2 separate regions of the Homo sapiens genome follow, and region 2 is linked to region 1. Evidence: read pairs that join two places in POLR2A ChIA-PET (ENCODE). Cell type or tissue: HepG2. All regions are shown on one strand. Links, peaks and the distances in the headings refer to the core of each region. The heading gives the core; the rest is flanking DNA.

Region 1 (12,443 bases), core at 5,281-7,780:
CCTTATGTTGCCCAGGCCGGGCTTGAACTTCTGGGCTCAAGCAATCCTCCGGCCTCAGCCTCCCAAGGTGCTGGGATTGCAGGTGTGAACCGCTGCGCCTGGCCCTGTGTAATTTCTTAAGAATGTTTTATTCAGAAGCTTGGAGTAGCACATAATTTTGCCTACTTACAGTCTGACAGTTAGGATTCTTCTACTGAAAAAGAATCTGTCCGGGCACGGTGGCTCATGCCTGTAATACCAGCAATTTAGGAGGCTGAGGCAGGTGGATCACCTGAGGTCAGGAGTTTGAGACCAGCCCGACCAACATGGGGAAACCCCGTCTCTACTAAAAATACAAAAATTGGCTAGGCATGGTGGCGGGTGCCCATAATCCCAGCTACTCTGGAGGCTTAGGCGGGAGAATCGTTTGGACCTGGGAGGCGGAGGTTATAGTGAGCCGAGATCGTGCCATTGCACTCCAGCCTGGGCAACAGAGTGAAACTCCGTCTCAAAAGAAAAAAAAAAAAAGAAATGGAATCTTATCAACAACATAAAAAGTACATTCAGCAGCCATCTTAGGCCATAATAATGATAAATAAAAAGCGCATGCACCTGGAGCTGGAGCCTGTACTTGTAGTCCCAGCTACTTGGGAGGCTGAGGTGGGAGGATCACTTGAGCCCAGGAGTTCAAGGGTACAGTGTGTCATGAGCATGCCCATGAACAGCCACTGCACTCCAGCCTGGGCAACATAGTGAAGCCCTGTCTCCAAAAAACAAACAAACAAGCAAACAAACAAAAAACCGAAGTACACAACTTTTTTTTTGAGACGGAGTTTCACTCTCGTTGCCCAGGCTGGAGTGCAATGGCACAATCTCAGCTCACCGCAACCTCTATCTCCCAGGTTCAAGCAATTCTCCTGCCTCAGCCTCCCGAGTAGCTGGGATTACAGGCGTGTGCCACCATGCCCGGCTAATTTTGTATTTTTAGTAGAGACGGGGTTTCCCCATGTTGGTCAGGCTGGTCTCGAATTCCCAACCTCAGGTGATCTGCCTGCCTTGGCCTCCCAAAGTTCTGGGATTACAGGCGTGAGCCACCGTGCCCAGCCATAACTTTAACTTTTAACTAGGGATTCCATGTCTTTGTCTTATTAAAGCAAAATATATATTTTTTAGGCCGGGCGTAGTGGCTCATGCCTGCAATCCCAGCACTTTGCCAGGCCAAGATGGGTGAATTGCTTGAGCCCACAAGTTCGAGACCAGCCTGGGCAACATACTGAGACCCCCATCTCTACTAAAAATACAAAAATTTGAGCCAGGCATGGTGGCGGGCACCTGTAATCCCAGTTACTTGAGAAGCTGAGGCAGGAGAATCGATTGAACCCGGGAGGTGGAGGTTGCAGTGAGCCGAGATCACGCCACTGCACTCCAGCCTGGGCAACATAGTAAGACCCTGTCTCTATAAAAAAAAGTACAAGCAAAATTTGCTACCAAAGTTCACAACTTTAACTTTTAACTAGGGTTTCCATGTCTTTGTCTTATTAAAGCAAATTTTTTAAAAAGCAAAATGTTTTTATTTGAGGACTTTTTTTTTTCCTTCTCAAACAATTCTTATTGTAAGCCTTTCTCTCCAGGCAGAAAAAATAATGTTGTTTGTATTGACCTATACATTGACTTAAATGGTTAAGTAGCAGTTAAGCTGACAGGAATGAAAAATAGAAAAAAAAAAAAGTCTATCATATGAAGCACATTATTTGAACAAAAGAAATTATTTCTACTGCATTAAATAATCCAATTACCTGCTTTCATGTTACTTGCCTTCTTATTAACAAAACCCAAAATGAAATACTAGGCACATCTGGGAGGCACACAAAGCTCATAAAACAGAAGTGCTTGGACAACCAGGATAAGAGGTGACATTTTCTAGGCTGAGCCTTTGTTGGTGTGGTATCACCTCATCGAGTTGGCAGGTCCATTAATCAAGGGACACTAGCATCCAGCCAGCTGAAAAGATGGGCCTGAACTGCTGAGTATTCATTACAGGAAAAATAACTCTTATAAAAACCTCTAGGCAGAGAAGACTTATCAACAAAAAACGAGGTAATGACTACGGCATCTGTGGATGTACAGAATTTACAAATGGAATTTCAGGATGAAATGGGGAAGTGGCGGGGGCCGGGGGGGAAGGAGAGCACATTTACACTTCAATGAGTGTGAGTTCAGAAGGTAATTTTTCACATTAATGTAATATACTTTAAATCACGAGGCATGAAATGAATTGCAGGTGTTTTAAATTTGCCAAGGTTTTATTATGAAGCTGATGGCTTTGCGCTGGGCTAATGGATCATCTCCTGAAGTACTTTGGTTACCTATGTAAGCATTATTATAATTAAAAATTATTATTTGTTTAAAGTTTGTTTTTTGGCCAAGTGCGGTGGCTCATGCCTGTAATCCCAACACTTTGGGAAGCTAAGGCGGGCAGATTGCTTGAGCCCACAAGTTTGAGACCAGCCTGGGCAACACATACTGAGACTCCATCTCTACAAAACATACAAAAATTAGCCAGGCTTGTTGACACACGCCTGTAGTCCCAGCTACTCAGGAGGCTGAGCTAGGAGGATATCTTGAGCCCTTGAGCCTGGGAGGTGAAGGCTGTAGTGAGCTGCGATCACAAGACTACTCTCCAGCCTGCATAACAGAGTAAATCCCTGTCTCAAAAAAAAAAAAAAAAAAAAAAAAAAAAGTTTGTCTTTCAACTCTGTATGTTTGAAATGCTTTTGGATTTTTCAGATAAAATTGAGTTTATCCAAATGAAACGTATCATCCTTTATGTAACTGCATCAGCCATAAAAGAAATACGTCTGTAAGCTTACAGGTTGAGGCATATAGTTAATAGCAGGCAAAATAGAAAAATCAGGCACAGACCTGTCTCATGAGTCCATCACCCATAACTCCCTACATTCTTTTATGTTTGTTAGTGTCTGAAACGCACCTGCCCAGCGAGTCATCGTTTTCCTTCAAAGCAGTCTCCAAAACCCAACCATTGGATTCCAACTCCAGGCAAAAAAAACGCTGACTTGCTTTTTCCCTCTGCAGTTTCTTCCTTTTTCAAACACTTCTAGGTTATAAATGTGCCAAGAGGGAAGTCACCTGGAGGTGCTGTGTGTTATCAGACCTCGTTTTCCTTTTGTCATGTGCACATTCTTGTCAGTACAAGTGGCCTTATTTTGGGTTTGGAAAATATGGCACTGCAGTGAAATGGTCCAGTTTCAGATTTGTACTCTCTGTGTTCTTGGGGTTATGCAATAATCATTACTGTGTATATAATGTATCAGTCAATAAATGGTTACACAGGTTCCATTAGACTCCAAATGGATGAGTAAGAACAGGTTTATAAGGTAATGTACATGCAGACATAGGTTATTACGACTTGCAAATGTAATTATGCATTACAATGGAATCTCACTTTAGAAATGGCCTAAATGTAGGACTGATTTCACTTGCTCCCCACTCACAGGCCCTTATTTTATTATTATGATTATTTGAGATGGAGTCTTGCTCTGTCGCTCAGGCTGGAGTGCGATGGCATGATATTGGCTCGCTGCAACCTCTGCCTCCCGGGTTCAAGCAATTCTCCTGTCTCAGCCTCCTTAGTAGCTGGGACAACAGGCACGTGCCACCCATGCCCAGCTAATTTTTGTATTTTTAGTAGAGATGGGGTTTCATCATATTGGTCAGTCTGGTCTCGAACTCCTGACCTCAGGTGACCCACCCACCTCAGCCTCCCAAAGTGCTGGGATTACAGGCGTGAGCCACCGCACCCAGCCTATTTTATTATTATTATTTTGAGATAGTATCTTATTCTGTCACCCAGGCTGGAGTGCAATGGTGCAATCATAGCTCACTGCAGCCTCACCCTCCTGCGCTGAAGCGATCTTCCCACCTTAGCCTTCTGAGAAGCTGGAACTACAGGTGCACACCACCATGCCTGGCTAATTAAAAAAAAAATTATAGAAATGTGGTCTTGCTTTGTTGTCCAGGCTGGTCTCAAACTCCTGGCTTCAAGCGATCCTCCCACCTGAGCCTCTCAAAGTTCTGGGATTACAGGCGTGAGCCACCATAGCTGGCCTAAAGGCCCTTATTGCTCAAAGTATCTATAAAGTACCTACCCCTTTACATGTGTGCTTTGTCCAGAAGATGGTCTCAGGACAGCCCTGGGGACAGATTTTAGCAAAATCTCAACATAGTTTTCTGTTACTCAATGCTCAATTGTTTCTTTATCTTTTGTCATTTGTTCAGTCGATTTGTTTATTCTTGTTTTTTGGCAACTAGAAAGTCATTTAGCAAACAAATACTAGGTTAATAAAAATGTGTAGGTCAGTAGGTTTTAAAGAAAAGAATGTAGACACTAGTATTTTGTTATTGTTTCGCTGCTTCTCTCAGAATTATCCTTATTTCCTATAGTGTTAATTAGTCATATTTTGGTCTTATCACACTCCAATAAAGGTAAAGAGGTTGGGCTTGGGGCTCACACCTGTAATCCCAGTACTTTCGGAGGCCAAGGTGGGAGAATCACTTGAGCCCAGGAGTTCAAGACCAGCCTGGGCAAAAACATAGTGAGACCTCCCCGGCCCCAATCTCTACTGGAATTTTTTTTTTTGAGACAGAGTCTCGCTCTGTCACCCAGGCTGGAGTACAGTGGTGCGATCTCGGCTCACTGCAACCTCCATTTCCCGGGGTAAGATTCTCCTACCTCAGCCTCCTGAGTAGGTGGGATTACAGGCACGCACCACCATGCCCAGCTAATTTTTGTATTTTTAGTAGAGACGGGGTTTCACCATGCTGGCCAGGCTGGTCTCAAACTCCTGACCTTGTGATCCACCCACCTTGGCCTCCCAAAGTGCTGAGATTTACAGGCGTGAGCCACTGTGCCTAGCTGAAAAATTTAAAATTAGCTGGGCATGGTGGTACATCCCCGTAGTCCTTGCTACTCAGGAGGCTGAGGTGGGAGAATCGCCTGAGCCCAGGGATTCGAGGTTGCGGTGAGCCGTGATCATGCCACTGCACTCCAGCCTGGGCCACAGAGCAAGACCCTGTCTCAGATAAATAAATAAATAAATAAATAAATAAATAGTAAGGAAGAAACTTGAAAATACATATATATTCTTAATAAATACTTAATTTGTGGTTTTATTGAGTTATTGGAGTCCCATGCCATAGGCCCTTCAAAAGTACATGTCCTCCCAAGAAAAATATTTAATTACAGTAACAAGCAGTAAATTGATAAAAGAACAAGAGGGCCAGGGTACACAGGAATTGTTTTATTGCCTTTTCCATGTCTCAGGCATTCTATAATTGTCTACTTCATCCATGTTCTGAAGCTAATTATTTATTCCATCCCCAGGATAAAGTTAGGTCTCTTGGTTTAACTTTGTATTTGCAGGTTTGACCTAATTCCTTGCCGGCTCATAATATAATTAAAGTTGGCATTTCCTTCTCTTATCCGCCCTCCCCACTCCCCGGCTTTCCCTCCCCGCTGTGTGCCTGTTTATCACTAGATGGTGCTAAGACTTGGGTTATAGCTGCCAGAGACTCTGGGAAAGTTGTTCAGGAGCCAAGCAGGCTGGAATTTGAGAACTGGAAGATGCCTTCAGAGCTCATCCGGACAGCACTTTTGTTTTACAAATGAGGAAACAGAAACTCAGTGAAAATAAGTAATTTGTCAGAGACCCAGAGATCTCTCCCCTCCTTTTTTTTTTCTCTTTCTTATCTGTTAATAGCTTCCAGTGTTACCTCATCACCCAGGAAGGAGCACAGCTCAGAGAGCAACAAGGTCAGAGTTGCTTTGCAGAAAGCACTTTGGCAGCTGCATGGTACCATTCATTGATTCATTTATTCATTCCAAAAGCAGTTATTGGGTACCTACTTTTTGCTTTGCATAGTGCTAGACGTTGGGAATAAAAATCAGATGAGAATTCCTAGGATTCTAGGAATTCACATTCTCTTAGGAAATACAGAAATGCAAAAAAAAAAAAAAAAAAAAAAAAGAAAGAAAGAAAAAGAAAAACAAACAAACAAACAAAAAAAACAAAAATCACCCCCTAAATCAAAGATGCTATAATAGACGTGATTATAGGACACTCTGGTCACTTGGAGGAGTTTGCAGCCAGCTGCATTCATAATTCAAAGGGAAGATTTTGGTGAGCTAACATTGGAGGCTGAAGCGCATATCGGATCTTGTAGGCAGAGGAATGGGAGGGAGGGCAGTCCAGGCAGACAGCATCATGGGTGAAGGCTTGGAGAGCTGGTGAGGCTTGGTGGAGACAGCAGCTGATTGTGGCTGATGACCAAAGGGCAGGGTCAAAGGGGCAGGTGGTAATCTGGGAAGGAGGGGACGGACTTCATCCGAGGTGTCATGTTCAGGAATTTGTACTTTATCCTGAAGGCTACAGGACAACCCAGTAAAACGTATTGCTCGGAAAATGGCACAGATGGAGTTTCTTTTCAGGAAGAACACTCTGACAGCTGCATGGAAGCCCAGACACCAGGAAACCCTCAGATTGGAGGCTGGTGTCCCGGAGCAGTGCAAGGTAAGGGCCTGGCTGGGTTGGGGCAGTGGGAATGGGAGGAGGAGGCCTGTTGGAGAGAAATTTCAGAAGCAGGACTGACAACATCTTTTTGAAAAACAGTGATTGGGATTGTAGCTAATATTCTTAGAAGATGGTTACCACTCTGGTATTTGAATTACTTATAAAACATTGAAGGGATGAAATTTTAATTGAATACACATATTACTTGAATACAATTTTTGAAATTATTTTTAAAATACAACTTAATGGCAGTATAGTAATCCTCCCTTATCCACAGTTTTGCTTTCTGAGGTTTCAGTAACCCTCGGTCAACCAAGGTCCAAAAATATTAAATGGAAAATTCCAGAAATAAACAATTCATGAATTCTAAGTTGCACGATGTTCTAAGTAGCTTGATGAAATCTCAGCCAGGCAAGGTGGCTCACACCTATAATCCCAGCACTTTGAGAGGCTGAGGCGGGAGGATCACTTGAGCTCAAGAGTTTGAGACCAGCCTGGGAAAGACCCTGTCTGTACTAAAAAAAAAAAAAAAAAAGCCAGATGTAGTGGTAAGCACCTGTAGCCCCAGCTACTCAGGACAGAAAATTAAATAATAATAATAATAAGGACGTCAAAAAGCTCCCAGGGAGTAGCAGGTAAGCCCAGCTGCCAGAATTCGCTTCCAGAAGCTCATCCTTGTTCTTTGATGATCTATACATATGACTAGCCAGTACTTCCACTCCTTCAGCTTGAAAATATTTTACCTGTTGGAAAGATTATTATTATTACTATTATTATTTTGAGGCAGAGTTTCACTTTGTTGCCCAGGCTGGAGTGCAGTGGCACAATCTTGGCTCACTGCAAACTCCGCCTCCCAGGTTCAAGTGATTCTCGTGCCACAGCCTCCCAAGTAGCTGGGATTACAGGTGCACACCATCACGCCCGGCTAATTTTTGTATTTTTAGTAGAGACAGGGTTTTGTTAGGCTGGTCTTGAACTCCTGGCCTCAAGTGATCCACCAGCCTTGGCCTCCCAAAATGCTGGGATTACAGGTGTGAGCTACCGCGCCTGGCCTAGGAAAGATTATTTTGATCACATGGCTCCCTTTTGCCCTTCTGGCCCCCAGTACCATGGTGCAAATTGTTTTATGATCGACCCCTGGGAAAGTGGACGCTGGGTCCACGGTCCTTCCTGCCACCTGCAATACATCCTTGGGAACATCCAGACCAGCCATGTGCCCTGATCAGCTTTGTTTCATTTATGAGATTGATAATTAACAAATTAATTATCTAAGGTTGTGCAGTGAGAGAAGGAAAGACATTGAGATAGAAAGTTAATAGTGTCAGAGATGTCCTAACCAGAGTGACTCCATCTTGAATAAAGGCTGGGTAAAGCCAATCCTGCTGGGTAGCATTCCCCATTTCCAGGGGGTTGGTACTGTTGGTCACAAGATATTTATGGCTGAGGGGATGAGTTAATGATGCTAACTTACCAAATAAAGACCCAGAACTTATGGAAACGTCCCAATATTTCAAGAACAAAATGCATTCTTAGTTTAAGAATAGGTTTTGCTTTAAAGATAATAGTACACATATAAATTCTTGTGGAAATCAGTAGTAGCATAGGAAAATAACAATACTAATAGCCCGTCACAAGCTGATCAAAAGTCTTTGTAATGAAGTATGCTATTCTTAACAACCTATATAAGCAAGCACTATGTTTAAGGTGAGGCATTCTTGGCCAGGCATGGTGGCTCATGCCTGTAATCCCAGCACTTTGGGAGGCTGAGATGGATGGATCTCTTCAGCTCAGGAGTTGAAGACCAGCCTGGCCAACATGAAAAAACCCTGTCTTTACAAAAGATATAAAAATTAGCCAGGCGTGGTGGTATGTACCTCTAGCTCAGCTGCTTGGGAGGCTAAAGTGGAAGGATCAATGGAGCCTGGGAGGTTGAGACTATAGTAAGCCATGATAGTGCCACTGTACTCCAGCCTGGGTGACAGAGGGAGATATTGTATCTAAATAAATAAATAAATAAAAAGTTTAAAGTAGGGGCATTCCTCCTCTTGCTTTCTGAGGAAGCCCTACTCCGTAATAGTCTCTAACAAACTATCTTAACTTCGCTATACTCTGCAACTTGCCCTGAATTCTTTCCCAAGAAAGTGAGATCTAAGAGCCCACTCTTGGGGTCTGGGACAAGACCCATTTTCTGGTAACAGCAATGGTAATGAATGAACATATGTAAGTTAATTATCATTTGGATGTCCAGTTTGATTTTCTTATTTTAAATTTTTTTGAGACAGAGTTTCACTCCTGTTGCCCAGGCTGGAGTGCAATGCATGATCTTTGGCTCACTGCAACCTCCTCTTCCCAAGTTCAAGTGATTCTCCTGCCTTAGCCTCCTGAGTAGCTGGGATTACAGGCATGTGCCACCATGCCCAGCTAATTTTGTATTTTTAGTAGAGACGGGGTTTCACCATGTTGGTCAGGCTGGTCTTGAACTCCTGACTTCAGGTTATCCACCTGCTTCGGCCTCCCGAAGTGCTGGGATTACAGGCGTGAGCCAGAGCCCCAGTTTGATTTTCTAAATTGTACTCTGCCTTTATAGAATTTCCTAGGGAGGAATTAAGGGAGCTTCACCTGCCCCACTTGTTTTTATTTTATTTTATTTTATTTTATTTTATTTTATTTTATTTTATTTTATTTTATTTTATTTTATTTTATTTTTGAGACAGAGTCTCACTCTGTTGCCCAGGCTGGAGTGCAGTGGCACGATCTCAACTCTCTGTAACCTCTGCCTCCTGGGTTCAAGCCATCTTTCCTCCTCAGCCTCCTGAATAGCTGGGACTACAGGCATGCGCCACCACACCTGGCTAATTTTTGTATTTTTAGTAGAGACAAGGTTTCACCATGTTGGCCAGGCTGGTCTCAAACTCCTGCCCTCAAGTGGTCTGCCCGCCTCAGCCTCCCGAAGTGCTGGGATTACAAGTGAGTCACTGCACCCTGCCTTGATTTTATTTTAAATGTTTGTGGGGAATGTGGGGATGAAACTAACAGTTCCCTTTGTAGTGACCTACACAGTTGCCCTCCCACTGTAACTGGTGTATGACTTCGGCGGGTGTGGGAGGAGTGTTGCTTGTGGGAAATTTCTAAGGCTGATGTAGACAACATAATCTTAGGGTCTGTAGCAGCTCAGCAGGAATGAATGAGCCCCCTGCTGGAGTTTCTGAGAGCTTCGTGAAAACAGCTATAATTAGTATCTCCTTAGTGAGACTCTTTTGACGCTTTAACTAAAGTCATTCATTCCATTTTAACTGCATGAAGCAAGTGCTGGAGGAAGGAGGGTGAGGAACGTAGCCTTATCTTAAGTCTAGAAGTGGAAGCAGACAAAATACTCAAGCTGAGAATATAGATTAGTAAACTCCTTATTTTTGGTGTGTGTCTTTAGCGTAGACATTTCTGGAAAGGCTTGTGTCTCCTCTTTGTGATCAGGCACAATATTATCTTTGCTGCCCATCACAGTATAAAGTTGTAGAGTAGTAATGGCTTCAAGGAAATCTCTAATCCTCCAGAATAGAAACTGTTCAAATACTTTCTGAAATAAAGAGGTGGATATGGTCCTATGTATTATATTAAGATAAGAACAAGGTAAAGTAAAAGTGTCTGTTTGCCTTTTTTGTTATAAAACCAAAGAATACGTCACAGAATATTTTTCCATGCATTTGTCTGTCTTCATATACATAGCAATTAAATTTGTTTTGTGAATTCAATTATGTATTTTCTTTTCTTTTTTTTATTTTTTGAGACAGTCTTGCTCTGTTGCCCAGGTTGGAAAGCAGTGGTGTGATCTCAGCTCACTGCGGCATTGATTTCCCCAGTTCAAGCTATTCTCGTGCCTCAGCCTCCGGAGTAGCTGAGATTACAGGCACGTGCCACCACGCTCAGCTAATCTTTTTTGTACTTTTAGTAGAAACAGTGTTTTACCGTGTTGGCCAGGCTGGTCTTGACCTCCTGACCTCAAGTGATCCGTCCACCTCAGCCTCCCAAAGTGCTGGGATGACAGGTGTGAGCCACTGCACCCGGCCTCAATTATGTAAATTTAAATTTGTTAAGGGAGGGGATGGTTAAAAAAAAAGCTATGTTTGTGAATTGGTGAGATATAGAAAGTTAATGACATGCAATTATACACCTGGAGCAGAACTCCAGAGAAAGACAATGCTGGCTGTCATGATGTGCACTGACTGTCATGAGGTGCACTTTAATTTTCTATAAATGGTTCACGGACCTTATATTGGATATCTTTCTGCTATTACTGAAATGAGACAGGAAGGAAAAATCAAAACAAAACAAAAAGCAAAAATAAAACAAAAAACTAAAATTGGCTTCAGCTATTTCTGTGTTCCGGGGAAGGGAAGGCTTCTTCTCCTAGGGGCGAAGTGCTCTGCGCCCGGGAAGACATATAATGGACATTTGGATTGCAATGAGGCTCTGAGACTAAAAGAAGCTAAATTTCTTTGCTCATTCAGTATCAGGAAAGCTAAAAAAAGAAAGCTATTGCAGCACTATTCATAGTAGCAAAGACTTGGAAACAACCCAAATGCCCATCAATGATAGACTGGATAAAGAAAATGTGGGGCCAGGCGCGGTGGCTCACGCCTGTAATCCCAGCACTTTTGGAGGCCGAGGCAGGTGGATCACAAGGTCAGGAGATCGAGACCAGCCTGGCCAACGTGGTGAAACTCCATCTCTACTAAAAATACAAAAATTAGTCGGGTGGGGTGGCATGTGCCAGCTACTCGGGAGGCTGAGGCAGGAGAATCACTTGAACCCAGGAGGCGGAAGTTGCAGTGAGCCGAGATCGTGCCACTGCACTCCAGCCTGGGCGACAGAGAGAGACTCTGTCTCAAAAAAAAAAAAAAAAAAAAAAGAAAGAAAGAAAGAAAGAAAAGAAATAAAAAAAAAAAGAAAAAGAAAATGTGGCACATATACACCATGGAATACTATGTAGCCATAAAAAAGGATGAATTCATGTCCTTTGCAGGGACATGGATGAAGCTGGAAACCATCATTCTCAGCAAACTAACACAGGAACAGAAAACCAAACACTGAACATACTCACTCATAAGTGGGAGTTGAACAATGAGAACACATAGACACAGGGAGGGGAACGTCACACACTGGGGCATGTTAGGGGGTGGGAGGCTAGAGGAGGGATAGCATTAGGAGAAATACCTAATGGAGATGACGGGTTGATGGGTACAGCAAACCACCATGACACGTGTATACCTATGTAACAAACCTGCATGTTCTGCACATGTATCCCAGAATTTAAAGTATAATTAAAAAAAAAAAAAGAAAGGTTTTAGGGGGTTCTGGGAGACTTACGAAAGTCAGAAATGGGCTAAGAGTCTCAGGAGGCCAAGCTGAAGTCAGGGGCCCTGGAACAAGATTTGGAAACAGGCTGTGCTAAGGAAGAAGAAGCCAGTATCTAAGGTATGGCGATTCCTGACCTTCACGTTTACTCTTTCCTGAGAATGTTGGCAGAAACCAGAAGAATATATCCTTCTCTGAAGATCCTTGGAAGACACACAGCACACAGGGAGAGTGGGCCTGTGCTGCTCTGCCTTGGAATTAAAGCACTGCTGTATCTTTTGCAGGTGGATTTTGTGGTATGTGGTCAGTTGTAGGCATTACTAATAAATAGCAATCCATCAGATTCATTGGTATCGGGGTAATGCTGGGCTCACACAATTAGTTAGGAAGTGTTCTACTGGTGTTATATCTTCTTGAAATGTTTGGTAGAATTCACCAGTAAAACCATCTGGACCTAAGTTTTCTTTTCTGGAAGGATTTTAGCTATGAATTCAATTTCTTCTAACGGATATAGGACTATTTAGT
Region 2 (12,443 bases), core at 4,993-7,492, 81 kb after region 1:
GACTCGGCCTTCTCCCTCCTATCCGTGGGCCCCCAGGGTCTGGAGGCTCCTAGGACAGGACTTTGATTCTCCTGGCCAGAGGCTGAGACAAAGGAGCCAGTGGCTCAGCTCTTCCCTGGCAGGGCCTGCCATGGTGCCCAGGGCTGGCTGGTTCTGGAAGATTCTACAGGCCCCCCTTGTAGTCTTACGGGTCCATGCCGGGGGTCCCTCGCAGTAAGCGAGAGCCTGGTGATAATGGGGAAGCAGCATCCTCTAGGAGCCCGGAAGGAAGAGAGCGTGTGACGGAAAAAGGAGCTGGCCTTTCTGTCATCTTCCTCCTCCATTGCCAAAAGGTTAACTTGTGTGTCTGAACTTGCCATGTGGTGGAAGGAGCCACTCCCTTCTCTGAGGCTGTCCCAGAGCCCTGTTCTGGGGTTCTGGCCTGTCTGGGCCCAGGCACTCCTCTGCAGCGAGTGGCAGGGGTTGGGGTCTGGCTGAGTGTGGGCAGGCCAGCCTCGGGCAGGGGACATCATCTTGCTGATTGTGCGCTGAGAAGAGGAAGGCCGATCCCAGGGAACAGCAAGGGTTACCTGGTCAGTGGGTCCAGGCCACGCCTGCATCGCATCTTTGAGCCCCGAGTGCAGCCTCCCCAGCACAAGGGCCCCTTTGATCTCACCTTGTCCTCCCGTCCTCCCCTTTCTGGGGCCTCCATGAGCTTCTTGGAGATCTTTTCTCCACAAGCACTCTCCTGGCCCCCTTCCCACTGCCCTGCCGCGGTGCTGAGACCCGGCGAGCCCCTGCAGGGGTGACATCCCGTGGCGTGAGCAGTGTTCTGGATGAGCTGGGCTCTCCGAGACCTCATTTCTGCCCCATGGCCTGTTGTGTAACAGCCACCCACACCTGTGCATGTCCATGGTGCTGGGCTCCTTTCGGGCAAGGCTCCTTGTCCCCATTTCTCCTAGGAAGCTCCTGCTGGGCCCCTCCCACACGTCTCTCGAGTGGCAGAACCAGCTCTTGGGCCAGGAGTCCAGTGTGTTCCCTGCCTCACTGCAGCAGCCTGCAAAGGGCTGAGGGCCACGCTGGTCACGTGCTGCTCATGCTGCCCCGTGTGCAGGCCTGGAAGCATCCGTCTGATCTCACTCACTCTAGAACAGATCGCAGGAGCTTGGCCAGCTCTGTGTGACATACATGCTGCATCACGTGCAGGCCACACAGCCAGGGTCACCACCCAACCGGGGATGCCCAGCTCCAGCTCTCTGGAGTGCTCGGGTGGAGGAGGGAAGAGCCGACCTGTGCGTGCCCCTCCTGCTCTCCTAGAGCGGGTTGGGGGGGCCTGTAGCTATCTGCCCCTCCTCCTGGGGCTGTGCTGAGATGTCCCCGCCCAGCTGCAAGCTGCACCCTCCCCACTTCCCTGTCCAGCTGAGTCCGTTTGGCTTCCCTCAGGCCAGGCTGTCAGAGGGGTGTGTGACTTCAGGTGCAAGTGGCTTCCTTCCCAGAGTCTAAGATCCCCCCAACCCCAGCCTGCCGAGGGCTGGGTTTCCTGGGGACTAATGTGGGAACACCTAGAGCCCCAGGCTCCGAGGTGGAGGGCAGCGCTCTCTGGCCAGCAGATGCCCTCTTCACCCTTCACTCTGCCACACTCTGTCACATCCCATTTGGTGCTCCCTGAGGGGAGGAGGCAAACCCCCCATCCCTCCTCCCTAGCCCCCCATTCTTCTCTCTCTCCCCCAAACTCTTTGCTCCCTACCTGCAAAGACCATGGCCATTCTTGGCGCCCTGGAAGCAAGCTGTAACAAGCATCCCAGGCCCCGTGCACAGGTCACGGGCCCTGATTCTGTGTTCTTGTCCTTCATCCATCTGTCCATCTCTCTCGTTCCTGGTGACAGGACAGTGGGAGGCCTTTGGAGGAGGAGGACTCAGGCAGAGCTTCTGCCCAGCCGGGTGTTTCCCTCTCTCTTGCCTGGGAGGTTCCTGCGCTTCATCCTTGCTAGGTGCCGGCTGGCTGAGTTCTTGCTCCATGTGTGGGGCTGGCTTTGTGTCCTGGTCTGTCTGTCCCTCGCACATACACACGGCTCCCCTGGCTCCCCTCTTTCTGCACAGTTGACCACTTGCCACAGGGGCAGGCTGGGGAGCCCCACTCTTCTGTACTCTTGAGAGGGTTTGAGACTTAAAGAAATAACGTTCCTACAAGAATAGAGTTTTCTAGGGTGAGAATCCCTTGTCTTTCCCAGCTGCGATTCCTTGCAGCCTGGCCATGGAGAGAGGCTGGCCCATCAGACCTAGAACATGTGCTTTGAGAGCCGTATTCAGTGAAAATTGCTTTCTTAAGTCCGGATCCAGGTAATTTCATCCCCCAGATGCTGCCTGGGGAAGTGTCTTCTTCTGGGACAGGCCCTGGAGGCCCCAGCTAACCTATGCCGCTGCCGCCCCAGCCCTCACCTGGTTGCCCACCCCCTCTGCTTGCACCTCTATCATCCCTGGTGGTCTGTCTTGCTGTGATGGACCCCCTCCTCTGCCAGCGTGGGACCTCTGCTGCCCTCTCATCAGCCACTACTTTGCTCGTAGGTGGGCGTCTCTTTGGCAGCAGGAGGTGCTCGAGCTTGTCGGGGCCACCAGGTGCGGCCCCCATGGTGCTTAGGATGGTGGAGGCCATGTCCCAGCTCCAGGACGAGAAGACCCAGCTACAGGAGGAGCTGGTGGTCCTACAGGAGAGGCTGGCCCTCCGCGACAGTGACCAGCAGGCCACGTCCACCCAGCTGCAGAACCAGGTACCTGGGGAGGCTGGGATGGGCAGAGGCCACTGCCCACTATGGAGCAGGTCAGAGGACATCACCTGGGCACCTGACCCCACCAGGCTACTGGTGTAAGAGGAGATAGCTGGGGTCTCGTTTCCTGGAATACGCTGGAGGGTAGGGTGGTGAGAGTCAGAGGCCTCCCATCCTGGAGGATGCGCTTTTGAGATGCAGCATTTCTTTCAGCTTGCAGAGGCCTCCCATCCTGGTCCTCCTTGTGCCCCATCTCCTTGCGGTTACCAGGGGCCAGGACCTTCCCCACTAGGAGGTGACGTAGATGTGAGTGGAGCAGGAAGGTGCGGGGTGCTTCCCACCCTGAGTCCACCCCATCTTCGACGGTGCCCTGCACTGGGCAGCCTGAGCGGACAAAACTCATCAGATGGTCACCCCACAGGAGATTGGCATGACGTTTCTTGTTCTTTTGATTTCTCGTTAAAGGTGGATGCTAGTTTGAGTGCATGTTGGGGAAGGGATCTCTCAACCTCTGGAAGCCAGGGAGAGCCAGGGTTCATGCAGGTCAGCGTTGTCTCCTTCATTGGCTGGGCAGGACATTTGGGTACCATTGGCTCATGAGCTGCACGTCCCATGGGGCTGACCACCGGCCCTCTTCTGTGTGTGTGACTGCGTCACTTTCTTCTCCTTCTGCATCTCCATGTGGGCTCCCAGGCCTCTTTCCCCACTCTCATCCTCAGTGTCTGTCTCTGTGGCTGTATCTGAGCCTCGCCCACTTCCCCAAGGTCTCCAAGCCTGTCTGCCACATCATCCCCACTTCTGATCCAGTGCCCTGGCCTGGCTGTTGGGCCTCTGAGCTCTGGGCCCAGCACTCTGTTGACAGACTGGCCTTCAGGTAGAGCTAAGTTCTTTCTGTGTCCCATGAGCCAGCAAAGAGATGGCCTGGACATGCCGACGTCTGCCTGTTGCGCATCATGTGTGCTGTGACTTGTTCTCTCAGTTCTGGGGGCAGCATATTGTGCGCGTTTTTGAAATGCAGCATTTCTTCCAGCTTACAGGTGTGTCCTCTTCTCAAGAATGGCCTGGCCTGCCCACCTGCCCCTTGCTGAGTCGGGTGGGGCTCCTTGGGGCACCCCTCATGCTTTGTGTCTTCCTCTTACACACTTACCCCACAGCTTGACTATCTGGGCCTGCCTTCCCCACTAACTGGGGACTCCTCTAGGCTAGCCCTGTATCCTCTTGCCTGCTGCATGCCCGCCTGCTCCCTTGGGTATTTGTGCACGCCCCTTTTGTACTGGCACTGAGCTGGGCACGGGGGATACCCCAGTGGACAGCAGGCTCCCACCTGGTGGAGGCTCTGCCTGGGGGAAAACGGACATTTGCTTCACACACCCACAGAAAGTGGGAAGGGCTCACTGGGATGGGCACACACATGGCCTCGAGGGCTTGTCCCTGGGCGTCTTGAGCTGAGCTCTGGGACAGAGCAGAGGAAAGTGTACTCTGAGCTGAGGCCTAGCCAGTGCAAAAGGACTTGTGGTAGGAGAGGTGTGGCTCAAGCGCCTTGGGGGGTTGCAGGGGGTCCAGGGCCCACCCTGAAGGACACGTGTCTGGCCTCAGGCAAAGGCTGAGCAGCCCCTCTTCCTTCCCTGACCTTCCCCAGTTAGGCTTTTCAGACACTTCATTTTGCAAATAAGTGTTTTTTAAAGGGCTTTGTGGGCTGGGCGTGGTAGCTCACACCTGTAATCCCAGCATTTTGGGAAGCAGAGGTGAGTGGATCGCCTGAGGTCAGGAGTTCAAGACCAGCCTGGCCAACATAGTGAAACCCCGTCTCTACTAAAAATACAAAAATTAGCTGGGTGTGGTGGCGGGCGCCTGTAATCTTAACTACTTGGGAGGCTGAGGCAGGAGAATTGCTTGAACCCGGGAGGGAAAGGTTGCAGTGAGCTGAGATCACGCCACTGCACTCCAGCCTGGGCAACAAGAGTGAAACTCTGTCTCAAAAAAAAAAAAAAAAAGAAAAGAAAATGGGCTTTGTGGAGATATAATTCACATGCCATAAAATTCTCCCCTTGAAGGTGTACAATTCGGTGGTCGGTGGTAAGTATATTAAGGTGGCAATGCACCCATCACCAGTGTCTCATTGCCAAACGTCTTCATCACTCCAACAGGCCTATTGATGGTCACTCCCCATGCTCCTTGCCCCACAGCCCCTGGCAACCTTTAATCTGCTTTCTGTTTTTATGGATTTGTCTTTTCTGAACATTTCATAGAAGTGAAATCGTAGTATCTAACCTTTTGTGACTTTAAAGAGGTTTTTGAAAACACTTTTTCCTTTAATTAACAAAATCAACTTACTTTTTAAGAAGGGAAAGTGAGGAGGAAACATCCCAGCCTTTTTAGTTATTTGAGCCCCAGCTCTCTAGCCTCTCTTAGGAGAACCCCCGAGCTTACCCCACTCCCACAAGTGACTTAGGAATTCAGAATGGTTCCTGGTCTTTGTTCTCATTTTGTCCTTGAATGTTGTTTTTCTTTTTCTTTTTTGAGATGGAGTTTCGCTCTTGTTGCCCAGGCTGGAATGCAATGGCGCAATCTCGGCTCACTGCAATCTCCACCTCCCAGGTTCAATCGATTCTCCTACTTCAGCCTCCTGAGGAGCTAGGATTACAGGCATTCACTACCATGCCTGGCTAATTGTTTGTATTTTTCAGTAGAGACGGGGTTTCACCATGTTGTTCAGGCTGGTCTCGACCTCCTGACCTCAGGTGATCCACCCGCCTCAGCCTCCCAAGGTGCTGGGATTACAGGCGTGAGCCACCGCGCCCAGCCTGTCCTTGAACCTTCTGACTGCAGCTCTTTTCTGGAAATTTCTCAGGGGATGTATCTGAAGCTCCAGGTCTCTGAGATACTCTGGAGGGCCCGACCTTGTGGAGATGTGGCCAACCACATGGGCCTGGAGCTGGGTTCAAACCCTGACTTTGGCACTACTTATTAGCTGTGTGACCTTGGGACAGTTAATTACCACTCTGCAGGTCAGTTTCCTCATCTGTGAGATGGATGTAATAATAGGGTGTGATGAGATGATCCCTAGTGAGTCATTGGTGTTGCTGTGGCCACCACCATTGTTGTTACTGGGAGAGTTTTGGATTTGGAATCCCGTGAGCAGGATTCTATTCTGGCTGTGCCATGTGCCAGCTGGGCAGCTGTAGGAAGTCACTTCCTCTCTGAGCCTTCACTTCCCAGTCTCTAAACTGGGGCTCACAAATGTCGCATTGCAGTTTGGGGGTGGATCTGTTGTAAGAATGGACAGAAAAAAGATGGTCAACTGTAATGTGTGGTGCATCGTGAGCTGTCACTCCCGTGTGCCCTGGTCTCCTGCTGGCCTCACTGTGGTTTGACTCAGACTTGGACTTTCCTGGAATTCTGAACTTTGCCTCTCTAAGCAAAGCCCGCCAGGGGGTACACTCTGCCTTGTTTTCCATGGTGCCGTGTTTCCAGCCCTATCCACCACTGGCTTCTGATCGGCTGCTTTCTCACACTGCTGTTCCTGCAAGGCTGTGTGGCCCCATGGTTAAGGGTGAGGGTTCTGCAAGGGTCAGCCAGATGCGAGTTCCGGTCCTAGGTCCACCACTTACTGGTCAGGTGACCTCAAGTAAGTTGCCTAACCAAGGCTTAACCTCTTAGGAGCTCAGTTTTTCTTCCTGTAAAATGGGGATAATAATAGTACCTACCTCAGGGGAATAGGGGATGAAAAATGGTCTTATGAAATCCCCCTGCCCTACTGGCAAAGCCAACTCAGTTAACGGGGCTCCATTATCACTGTTGGGACCTGGGCTTGTGGGAGCTCAGGAGTCTTCTCAGACCTCCTCATTGCTGTGCCAGGTGGAGGAGGTGTTTGTATTTACTGAGAGCAGTTGGGCCAATGGCCCATAGTCCTTGAGCACCCAGCTGACCCAGGCCACAGAGGCTGCTCATCTTGGTCTGGTGACCACAGGAGGCTGTGGCTGTTGGGATGACCCTCCCCAGTGTTGTTAACAACAGTCCCAGGCCATGTCCTGCTGGCCTTGAGTTCCCCTGTCCTCTTGTGAATGTCCCTAGAGCCATGGCCTCAAGGTTCCTGAAGTTCCCAATAATGTGACATGCTGCCCAGACCTCACTACACTCCTTTTTTATTTTGAGGCAGGGTCTCACTCTGTCACCCAGGCTGGAGTGCAGGGGCGTGATCACAGCTCACTGTAGCCCCTGCCTCCCGGGCTCAAGCCATCCTCCCACCTAAGCCTCCTGAATAACTAGGACCACAGGTGTCCACCACACCTGGCCCACTTTTGTATTTTCTGTCCAGACGGAGTCTTGCTATATTGCCCAGGCACGTCTCAAACTCCTGGGCTCAAGAGATCTGACTGCCTCAGCCTCCCAAAGTGCTGGGATTACAGGCATGAGCCACTGTGACCGGCACTCACGGCACTCCCTACCTGCCCCCTGCACCTCAAGAGTGAACCTTAAAAAATTGTTTTCAGGCCAGGTGTGGTGGCTCACACCTGTAATCCCAGCACTTTGGGAGGCCGAGGTGGGCAGATCTTCTGAGGTCAGGAGTTCGAGACCAGCCTGGCCAACATGGTGAAACCCCGTCTCTACTAAAAATACAAAAATTAGCCGGGCATGGTGGTGCACACCTGTAAGTCCAGCTACTAGGGAGGCTGAGGCAGGAGAATTGCTTGAACCCGGGAGGTGGAGGTTGCAGTGAGCCAAGATTGCGCCACTGCACTCCAGCCTGGGTGACAGAGCAAGACTCTATCTCAAAAAAAAAAAAAAAAAAAAAAAAATTTGTCTTCAGAGACCACAGGCTGGAAAACTAGATCTTGCCCTCAAATGTGTCTTGTTTGGCTGCTGCCTTCTTCTTTTTTTTTTTTTTAAATCATTTTAAAAATAGACGTAACATAAAATTTACCATCTTAAGCATATATATATATTTTTTTTCTTGAGAGAGAATCTTGCTCTGTCACCCAGGCTGGAGTGAAGTGGCATGATCTCGGCTCACTGCAACCTCTGCCTCCTGAGTTCAAGGAATTCTCCCACTTCAGCCTCCTGAGTAGCTGGGACTACAGGTGCACACCACCACACCTGGCTAATTTTTGTATTTTTAGTAGAGATGGGGTTTCACCATGTTGGCCAGGCTGGTCTTAAATTCCTGACCTCAGGTGATCCACCTGCTTAAGCCTCCCAAAGTGCTGGGATTATTGGCGTGAGCCACCGCGCCCGGCTGATCTGAAGCATTTTTGAGAGTAACGTTCAGCAGCAGTACATTCTCATTGTGCAACAACCATCACCATCTGATACAGTTTGGCTCTGTGTCCCCACCCAAATTTCATCTCGAATTGTAATCCCCACATGTCAAGGGAGGGACCTGGTGAGAGGTGAACGGATCATGGGGTGGTTTCCTCCATGCAGTTCTTGTGATAGTGAGTTCTCATGAGGTCTGATGGTTTAAAAGTGGCAGTTTGCCCTTCATGTGCTCACTATCTCTCTCCTGCCGCCATAGAAGACATGCTTTGTGTCTCCTCCTCCTTCTGCCAGGATTGTAAGTTTCCTGAGGCCTCCCCAGCCATGTGGAACTGTGAGTCAATTAAACCTCTTTTATTTATCTATCTATTTATTTATTTATTTATTTATTTTTATTTTTTGAGATGGAGTCTCTGTCTCCCAGGCTGGAGTACAGTGGCACAATCTCAGCTCACTGCAACTTTCGCCTCCTGGGTTCAAGTGATTCTCCTGTCTCCGGCTCCCGCATAGCTGGGACTACAGGTGTACACCACCACACCCGGCTTTTGTATTTTTAGTAGAGACAGGGTTTCACCATGTTGGCCAGGCTGGTCTCAGACTCCTGACCTCAAGTGATCCACCTGCCTCGGCCTCCCAAAGTGCTGGGATTACCGGTGTGAGTCACCATGCCTGATGAAACCTCTTTTCTTTATAAATTACCCAGTCTCAGGTATTTCTTTATAGCAGTGTGAAAACTGACTAATACACCATCCATCTCCAGAACTCTTTTCATCTTCTGCTACTGAAATTTGGGCCTCATTAAAGAGTAACTCCTCATTCGCCATCTGTCTCCGTGGGTTTGACTGCTCATGTAAGTGGAATCATCCAATATTTGTCCTTCTGTGACTGGCTTATTTCACTTAGTATAATGTCCTCAAAGTTCATCTATGTAGCATGCATCAGAATTTTCTTCCTTTTTAAGGCTGAGTAATATTGCATTGTATGGATATACCACGTTTTGTTTGTTTTGTTTTTCCATTCATCCATCCATGGGCTGCTTCCACCTTTTGGTTACTGTGAATAATGCTGCTATAAACATGAGTGTACAAGTATCTCTTTGAACCCCTCCTTTAAATTATTTTGGGTATATACCCAGAAATGGAATTGCTGGATCATATGATAGTTCAATTTTTAATTTTTTGAGGAACCATCATACTGTTTTCCATAGTGGCCGCACCATTTTACATTCCCACTAACAGTGCACACGGGTTCCAGTTTCTCCATATCCTTATCAGCACTTGTTTTTCATTTTCTTTATTTATTTGTAGAGATGAGGTCTCGCTATGTTGCCCAGACTAGAGTGCAGTGGCCGTTCATGGTCATAGCTCACTGTAGCCTCTGAACTCCTGGCCTCAGGCAATCTTTGTGCCTCAGCCTCCTGGAGTAGCTGGGACTCGCTCCTGCTTATTTTCATTTTTGTAACAGCCATCCTAATAGGTGTGCAGTGGTATCTCATAGTGGTTTTGATTTGCATTTCCCTAATGCCAGTGATATTAAATATCTTTTCATGTGTGTTTTAGTTATTTGTATGTCTTCTCTGGAGAAATTGCTATTCAAGTTCTTTGCTCATTCTTAAATTGGGTTTGTTGTTGTTGAGTTATAGTTCTTTATATATCCAGGATAATAACTCCTTATCAGATAAATGATTTGCGAGTATTTTCCACGTGTTGCCTTTTCACTCTGTTGATAGTGTCCTTTGTTATACAAAAGTTTTTAATTTTGATAAAGTCTGACTTACCTATTTTTTCTTTTATTGCCTGTGCTTTTGGTGTTATATCCAAGAAGTCATTGCCAAATTTAATGTCATGACATTTTCTCCTCTATTTTCTTCTGAGAGTTTTATAGTTTTAGCTCTCACATTTAGGTCTTTGGGGTTTTTTGTTTTTTGTTTTGACACAAGATCTTGCTGTATTGCCCAGGCTGCAGTGTGGTGGTATAGTCATGGCTCACTGTGGCCTTGGCCTCCTGGGCTCAAGTGATCTGCCCGCCTCAGCCTCCCTAGTAGCTGGGACCACAGGCGTGTGCCACTGTGCCCAGCTAATTTTGGTTACTTGTTGTAGAGACAGGGTTTCCCTATGTTGCCCAGGCTGGTCTTGAACTCCTGGGCTCGAGCACTCCTCCTACCTTGGCCTCCCAAAGTGCTGGGATTACACCACGCCTGGCCCTCTTTGATCTATTTTGAGTTAATTTTTGTATATGGTATAAGGTAAGGATCCAACTCCATTCTTTTGCCTGTGGATATCCAGTTTTCTCAGCACCATTTGTTGAAAAGATTATCCTTTCCCACATTAAATGATCTTGGCAACCTTGTCAAAAATCATTTAACCATATATGCGAGGGTTTATTTCTGGACTCTGTATTCCATTCCATTGCTCTTTATGTCTGTTTTAATGTCAGTACCACACTGCTTTGATTGCTGTAGCTTTTTTTTTTTTAATTTTTTTTTTATTTGAGATGGAGTCTTGCTCTGCTGCCCAGGCGGGAGTGCAGTGGTGCAATCTCAGCTCACTGCGACCTCTGCCTCTCGGGTTCAAGCGATTCTCCTGCCTCAGCCTCCTGAGTAGCTGGGATTACAGGCGCCTGCCATGAGGCCCGGCTAATTTTTGTATTTTTAGTAGAGATGGGGTTTCGTCACGTTGGCCAGGGTGGCCTCAAACTTCTGACCTCAGGTGATCCGCCTGCCTCGGCCTCCCAAAGTGCTGGGATTACAGGCATGAGCCACCGCGCCTGGCCAATTGCTGTAGCTTTTTAGTGAGTTTTGAAATCAGGAAGTGTGAGACCTTCAGTCTTTCAAGACTGTTTTAGCTATGTGGTGTCCCTTGATATGGATTTTTCTATTTCTTTAGAAAATGTCATTGGGATTTTGTTAGGCATTGCATTGAATCTGTAGATCACTTTGGGTAGTACTGACACCTTATCAATATTAAATCTTCTAATCCATGAACATGGAATGTCTTTCCATTTATTGGTGTCATCTTTAATTTCTTTCACCAATATCTTGTAGTTTTTAGCATACAATATTTAACCTTTGTTAAGTTTATTCCTCGGTACTTTATTCTTTTTGATGCTATTGTAAATGGAATTATTTTCTTAATTTCCTTTTTGGATTGTTTATTGTTAGTTGTAGAAATGTAACCGATTTTTGTGTGTTCATTTTGTATCCTTCAACTTTGCTGAATTTATTAGTTCTAATTGCCCTGCTTTTAAAATCAAATTAATTCCAACATTCAAATCTTAATTAAATTCACATAAAACTCTAGACTTCCTTTTTGTCATAAAATATTGGAAGATGTGGCACCTCTGAGCTGACATTCCCACATGGCACCCACCGCTTGAGGTCTAGTGGCAGCTCCTGCCTTTGGTGGAGGTGACCATCCTTTAGCACGCTCCAGCCCCACCACCCTTTCTGTCTCTGCTTACCAACCTCATCCACAAGTTCTGCTCTGGCTGGCCCCTCATGCATTCAGCATTCTTCCTACAGGTACTTACTGAACACCTACTGTGTACCAGGCACTGTTCCAGGCACTGGGAGTACAGTGCTGAACACAACAGACAAAAATCCCTGCCTTCGCATATATCATCTCGTTTAATCCTCGAGACAGCTTCCATGAGGTAGCCTCATTATACAAATAAGGAAACTAAGAGACATAGAGAACTTAAGAGACTTGTCCAAGGTTACCCAGCAGGTAAGGGGATGTCTGGATTAGAACCTGGGCAGCCTGGCTTTAGAATTCGAATTGTCAGCTGCTATTACTGCCCATCAGTGGCGGAAGGACCCAGAGGTGAAGACTTGGCAACAGAGGCAGGGTGGCGTGGACAGGGGACAGATAGGCCTGGCCGGTGGTCATACAGCCAGGATCAGGCCTTCTGTGGGCTCCACAGGGTGTGCTCCCAGGGCCGCCCCGCTGGCCTCTGGGCTGAGTTTCCTTGAGGTTGTCTGGATCCCAGACCCTCTGGCCTTCCCAGCTCAGCAGCTTCAGCCTGGGAGAGCCCGCTTTTCCTCAGCAGACAGCTGATGATCGTTGACTGGGCTTGGTGGGAGGTAAGGAGGTAACCAGCAGGTTTTCTTTCTGTGATGGTAAGAGGCCGCCTTGGAAGCAGACAGCTGAGAAAACACAAAGACCTGGGCTGGCTGGCCCCACCCTTGGTCGAGCCGCTTCTGCCTGTGAAGTGTAAATGCAGGTGGTGTCAAGCCGGCAGACAGGCCCAGCTCCCTCTTCCCCTTGAGCAGGCAGGGTGACGCCCCCTGCAGCAGGCCCGTGATTCAGTTGCTCTGGCTGATGAGGAGCCTGGGCCCGGGAGGAGTGTCGCACAGCCCCAGCCTGGTCCGTCCTCAGCCCTGGATTGACGTCCATGCTGTCCTGGGACCGTTTCAGCCGCCTAGTGGGGAGTCTGCTTTCTCCT

Evidence for each region. ChIA-PET counts read pairs that join two places held together with the same protein. Peaks named below come from ENCODE experiments on the same cell type or tissue, not always from the same donor. Only the 100,000 strongest peaks of a DNase experiment are listed, where the experiment ranks them.
Region 2: POLR2A ChIA-PET joins it to region 1 with 16 read pairs; 18 of 35 experiments call an interaction of 5 or more read pairs at or near these places.

Annotation. Positions count from the first base shown.
Region 1 is chr16:57,856,852-57,869,294 of GRCh38, reverse strand. It overlaps a transcript of KIFC3 not described here. Among named protein-coding and RNA genes, the nearest start is that of KIFC3, 61 kb to the right of the region's middle. In HepG2, for the core only: a CTCF peak has its summit at 5,545 (motif pointing right); DNase peaks (open chromatin) are centred at 5,564 and 6,334; H3K4me3 peaks cover 1,850 bases.
Region 2 is chr16:57,775,768-57,788,210 of GRCh38, reverse strand. The region is part of intron 3 of KIFC3 (kinesin family member C3); the gene reads left to right. Among named protein-coding and RNA genes, the nearest start is that of MIR6772, 9.6 kb to the right of the region's middle. RefSeq lists enhancers at 342-1,000, 1,001-1,659, 2,319-2,978, 3,271-3,872, 3,873-4,475 and 2 more. In HepG2, for the core only: a CTCF peak has its summit at 6,180 (motif pointing right); DNase peaks (open chromatin) are centred at 5,320 and 6,180.